Linked DNA regions of Homo sapiens: region 2 is linked to region 1. Evidence: chromatin contacts called from ENCODE Hi-C or POLR2A ChIA-PET data. All regions are on one chromosome and are shown on one strand. Each heading gives the region's core, a stretch centred on a gene start or an enhancer-like site at or near the end of the contact. The rest is flanking DNA. Distances are from core to core; before and after follow the strand shown.

Region 1 (2,700 bases), core at 77-2,576:
AGACATACCATGAAGTCGGCAGGAAGTGAAAGAAAAGCAAATTCTGTTTAGCCAGGAATAGGAAAAAAAAAAAAAAGAGTAAAAATCATTCAGCTCCTCAGGAGAAGCTGTGAATGCCTCATTGTTTGATAATTCCGAAGTCCTATTAGACCACTACCCAAAACTCATTTTAAAAGCAACCCTGTGTCTGTCTAACGGCAGTATAAACAATTTATTTGTTCCCATCTCCACTTTTGATGACTCTGCAGAGATTTTTGGAGAACGAAACATCAGTTCAGCTTCTCCTAATAACATTTACATAAAGTCAAAACTGGTGATCTAACTCTAATAGGCCAAGTGGGTGTGCACTCACTGCTGGGTTCTTCTAAAGCAGAGAGGTGCCTCCAGTTGGCTGTCTAGGGGCCCATGTAGTCTCTGGAGTGGAGAGCTGCTTATCCTAAATAATGAGCTGTGCATGAAGAGGGGTTCTATGGAACCCACTTTGAAAAACATGCAGCCTGAGTGATCTCTTCTGTGGCTATGGCCTAGATAACAGCTCCACCAGGAGAAATACAACTCATCCTGGAAATGAAGATCATTTGCGTACAACCTAAAGCACGCTTCATGGCACTCAACACAGACAACATGCGTGCTATACACGTAAGGTGTTTCATCATAATGATCTCCTCTGTGACCTTCAGTTTCATCCTCTGTGTGAGAGGGAGATGAGCATGCAGCATTTACTTTGCCAACTCTTCTCAAATGAGATCAGGTACCTGACAGGGGGATGGTAAATGCATTACACAACGTAAAACACAGGAGAAAGAGAAGCAAATGGCTTGGTGGAATAGAACTCTGGGGTGAGACAGGCAAAGACTCAAACTGCAGCTCTCTCACCACTAAATGTGGCCTGGGCCAAGCCACTCACCCACTCCTGCCTCAGTTTCCTCACTTGTAATATGAAGGTAATGAATGAGATAGTATAAAGTGCTTAGGGCAGTGCCCAGCATCGAGTCAGGTTAAGAGATGGTAGCAGCTATTATTATCATTGCATTGATTATCGCCATCATTATCTTTACTATTATTATCATCATCATCAATGTTGGCCTCACAAGATCCCCCTTCCTTCCATTTCAGGAAATCCACTGTCTCAAACCACCACTTATTTCTTTATTTTATCCTTAGGATCAATCCTTCAAGATAAGAGAATTTTATCGTGGAAGCAGAGCGAGTGGCATCTCCCCACTGCACCAGAAAGGCTTCTGGAGTTCACGCACTGCCCTTGGCTCCTCCAGTTGCTATCAAGTTGATTTACTTCTGCATGGAGCATCTTAGGACCTAAGAATAGCAATGATGAAACCCAGAAAGAAAAGGCAGACTCACAGGTATTGGGAAATTGGAAATGAAGCCGGATTGTGGCGGGGGTAGGGAGGGAATCTTGGCCAGTTCATTACAAGTCCATCCCAAAATGAATCTTCAAAGTGAAAATAATAATAAAATTCATGTAGTGTTTAGTAGATAAACTGTGGGGTCAGATTCCTCCTGCTGTGTATATATAGGAGCTGTGCTCGATGAAGACCAGCTGGCTTTGATTTCTACTGAGAATGAAACACATTGAAATAAACTTAAATGAGATCCTCAGTCACAAAGACAGCAAATGAGTAGATAGGAGTCAGTGGAATTGGTACTGAAAGTCCCTTTTCTGTCGCGTTCCCCATGCTGAGAAATACACAGAAAGTCACAAACTGCTGCTTATAAGACAGGAGTTCTGGAAACTCCGAAGACTCCAAGAACATGCAAAAGAACCCGAACACCACACTGGCCTCCCCGAATGAGTTAAAGGCTTAATAGCACTTTTTGTGTGTGTAGCGTTGATGTCCTTTCCTTTTTTAAGGATTTGTGGTAAAATATACATAACATAAAACTTTAACCAATCTTAAGTGTACAGATCAGTGGCATTAAGTACATTCACACTGTTGGTGCAACCGTCACCGCCATCCATCTGCAGGACTGTTTCATCATCCCACACTGAAACTCTTCTGCATTCAACATCTCCCCATTACTACCATTCTCACAGAAGGCTCCTACATGCTGCGTATGGGCAGAAAGCAGCTTTCTAAAGAGCCAGGCACCACAGTTGGTCTGGTGGCCCTCCGAGCGAGCCCCGAGCCTTCCCCTCCCACCTTACCGTAGCTGAGCCATGTCTCGGCACAACTCAATGTTCGGCCGTCTTGTGCGCTCATCCAGTCTGGTCTGAGCCACCTTCAGGAAGGCAGTCTTGTCCTTGATGGCCTTCTTGATGGATTCTATGGTCATTTCAGTCTGGAAAATCTCCTGCAGGGTCTGTGACAAAGAGAAGCAACTGCCTGAGGCTTTGGTGTGGTCCCTTCAACAACCCGCCTCCCACCTCTTGCCTGTCCACTCCATGTCCAGCACGTGCCTTGACCTCGCTGATGAGGAAGTTGCTTCACCAAGACCGTCTATCCTTTCCAGCCCTGCCCCAGGGAACCCACGTGTCTCACTGGAGCTGGCATGCACCTGCTCTGGAGAGTGGGCGGCGCCTCTCTCCCCAACCCTAGGCTTGGCAACCTCATTTTGGTAGCTGGAAATCAGCCAGGGTGGGAGTATTTCAACTACAGAAATTGGCAAATGCTCCAAATTAGGGGCTCCCTGCAAGCTGCCCCCAATGGCCGTTGTTAATTACTGACCAGCACACCTCTG
Region 2 (2,819 bases), core at 106-2,605, 200 kb after region 1:
ATTCACAATGCCCACCTTCCCAATCTTTAACTGACTTGGTGAGCTATTAACAAGAGTTCTATTTGACCCAACGACTCACGGAGGAAAGAAGAGAACTTCACATTTGTGGGACTGGCCACAATATGCACTCAGGAGCTGTAGGACTAATGGCCACTCCTCAGAGAGTCCTTGGGGTAAGTGAGGCATAACAGAGAGGCTAACTATAGTAAGTAAGTGGGCTGAGCCTGGCCTGGTTGCTCTCAGCCTTTTCCGCCACTCATTTCCATCAAAAGACTGCCTTTAGGAGCAACGGAGGTTAATGAAGCTGTCCACAATGGGGCAGCCAGCGGTAGTGCGACTGAAGTGGAAATCATGTGAGTTAGGTGAAAAAGTACAAACTGGCCTGATTCAGGGAGCTGCCACCCAGCTGGAGAACAGGTGTTACCTCTCAGTGGGCAGAGCTGCACAAGGCCAGATCCTCTCCCTTCTTAGTCACGAAGGTGCCCTCTGGCTCCAAGGGGAGGAGAGGGAACCAGACCTCACTCCCCAGGCCTCAGACCCCCCATCTCTCTCCATGTCCTTCCCGCTGTGACCTCCTTCAACGGTATAATCACTCAGCCTGTTAGGCACTAAGTAGTAAAACTGGTCAACCTTTAAAACCACTTTTCATTACGAAGGCCCAAAAAAAGATAAAAGATGAAATTTAATGGGGGGTGGGGGGGCACAAGAGGGTGATTGAAAAAAACACAGATAATTTCTGGAATTGGATCTGTTAAGCCTTACACATTAGTCCCCGCCCTCGGAAGTAAGGGCCTGTCATTCTGTAAAGGGACGCAGCCACACGCAGAGAAGGTGGAGGTCTCCACCCCTTCCCTCTTCGTCCTCGCCTAGGAGGGACCGTGGTGCCAGTAAAACAGGGACTGGCTGGCCCAGAGCCTTGGGGATCCCCTCCTTTGTCTGGAACCCTCTGGCTCACCGCATCCTTCCTCGGGGCCGCATGGCCCTGCCCCACAAAGCAGGCGTGCTGGGGGCTGCTTGGCCAGGAAAGCGGACGCTTGCAGGGACCACGCTGCTGCCTCTCTTCTGCCCTTTTCCCCTTAGTTTTACAAGTTCCCTGTTCGTTCGTTCTTTCTCTCTCTCCTCTCTCTCTCTTTCTCTCTCCTCTCTCCCGTCTCTTTCTCTCCTTCTCCGTCACTCTCTTCCCTCCCTCTCTCCTCTCTCCTCTCTCTCCTCTCTCTCTCTCTCTCTCTCTCCTGCGAGGAGCTTCAGATTTGTGGGTTGTTTTTAATGCATTCCGGATGCCAGATGAAATTTTGGCCCGGGCTCACCAGTTCCTCTGCTATTGGGACTCTCCCCACCTCCCCTCCAGGCCCAAAGCCGCAAGGAGAGAAATAGGCGGGCGGGCGCCATCTGTTGGCAGTTGCCTGGAGCCGCACGAAGAGGTGGAGAACTAAGGCGGGGCGCAGGTTTCCAGTAAAGAGCTCGATCCGTGATCCTCGTGAAAGAATTAATGTCTACCTGATGAAACTTCCTCGAGGGATGGCCCGGGCAGCGGCTCACGCCTGTTATCCCAGCGCTTTGGAAGGCGGAAGCGGGAGGATCTCTTGAGCCCAAGACTTTCAGACCAGTCTGGGCAATGTGGCGAGACCGTCTCTACAAAAAATAAAATAAAAATAAATTAGCCAGGTGTAGTGGCGCGCCTGTGGTTCCAGCTACTTGACAGGCCGAGATGGGAGGATCGCTTCAGCCCAGGAAGTCGAAGCTGCAATGAGCTGTGACCACGCCACTGCACTCCAGCCTGGGCGACAGAGCAAGACCATGATATTTCAAGAAAAGTCCTTGAGGCAAAAGGTGACCTGCTTTAGAACGCCTCAGTGCTTAGACATGAACAGTGAAGGGGACTGAAGATTGTTGGAACACGGTGCAGAACCCTCTTAGTCTCGTTTTGTTGCCTTATTATGTTCTATTTCAACTTTCAAAAAAAATTGCTGGCATTAGCATGTCGAAAAATTGGTGACATTAGAATGTCAAATTCTTTGAAGGATGGGGATTTTTGCATTCAGTTTTGTGTTCACCAAAATAAGCTAGCAGGAGATTCTGTGCAAGTTGACTTATAAGTATATGGTTTGCTGAAATCTTATGAGGAGAGGGAAATGTAAAGTAAATGAAGTGGAAATAAGTGGTTGTTATGGTTAGGAAAAGGCCATCGTAAGGCTTCATGGCTAGCATGCAGGCCACCGAAGTTCTATCCCAAACAGAAGGAAGCTCTTGTAGGATGGTGAGTTATGGTAGGGTTCTAGGAGGAGTGGGTGTCAGCCTTTTGGGAGGGGGAATGGAAGGGCTGGGAAGGGTGGGAGGAAGTGAATGAAGTTCCAAAGCCAGGAAGCTAGGCACAACCCTGTGAGTAGTACCAATACCTAAGGATGGTTTCTCAGGGACACTCAGAAAAAAGAGCCCAGTCTCCTGAGAGCAAGCATGCAGCCCTATCCCCACATTTTCCCCTGAACATGGTCCTGTCCACCAAATCAGGCCTGAGGATCCTGAAACACCTCCAGGCCCTGGGCCCTCACCCACTAGACAGCCCAGGAACCAGGAGCCTAGGCCTGAATAATGGGAAGCTCTGGTACTGGGCTTTATATTCCTGCATTTTCAACAGGAACAAGACTATGATGTGTGGGGTTTCACACCCTTTCTCCCTCCCTTTTCCTCTCAGAGCCACCTTTGTCTTTGCCAATTTGTCCCTGGGGTTTGGTGACACAGAGGCAGTGGCCAGAAAAGAGAGGCAGAATTGAAGTCGTGGTCATGGGGCTTTTGCTTCTGGACAAGGCTAAGATTTACTT

Evidence for each region. A loop is a pair of places that touch in the nucleus more often than their neighbours do. ChIA-PET counts read pairs that join two places held with the same protein, here RNA polymerase II (POLR2A). Pooled maps may share reads with other maps.
Region 2: a loop to region 1 is called in a map of IMR-90, with 7 times the contacts of the local background. The contact joins two enhancer-like sites. A Hi-C loop is called at or near these places in 1 of 168 maps with a recorded cell type or tissue (IMR-90) and 3 of 50 pooled maps. POLR2A ChIA-PET finds 5 or more read pairs at or near these places in 2 of 52 experiments (H1 and IMR-90).

The regions. Positions count from the first base shown.
Region 1 is chr17:15,306,497-15,309,196 of GRCh38, forward strand. It overlaps TEKT3 (tektin 3), which reads right to left. Exons shown (of 9, transcript NM_031898.3): 8 at 2,168-2,322. It overlaps LOC124903932 (a long non-coding RNA gene), which reads left to right. Exons shown (of 3, transcript XR_007065634.1): 2 at 1,165-1,364. Among named protein-coding and RNA genes, the nearest start is that of TEKT3, 34 kb to the right of the region's middle. Within about 2 kb of position 1,327, at least 3 of the 41 ENCODE cell types and tissues checked have a DNase peak (open chromatin) inside an H3K27ac peak, as active enhancers do.
Region 2 is chr17:15,501,601-15,504,419 of GRCh38, forward strand. The region is part of intron 4 of TVP23C-CDRT4 (TVP23C-CDRT4 readthrough); the gene reads right to left. It also overlaps a transcript of TVP23C not described here. Among named protein-coding and RNA genes, the nearest start is that of CDRT3, 32 kb to the left of the region's middle. Within about 2 kb of position 1,356, at least 19 of the 41 ENCODE cell types and tissues checked have a DNase peak (open chromatin) inside an H3K27ac peak, as active enhancers do.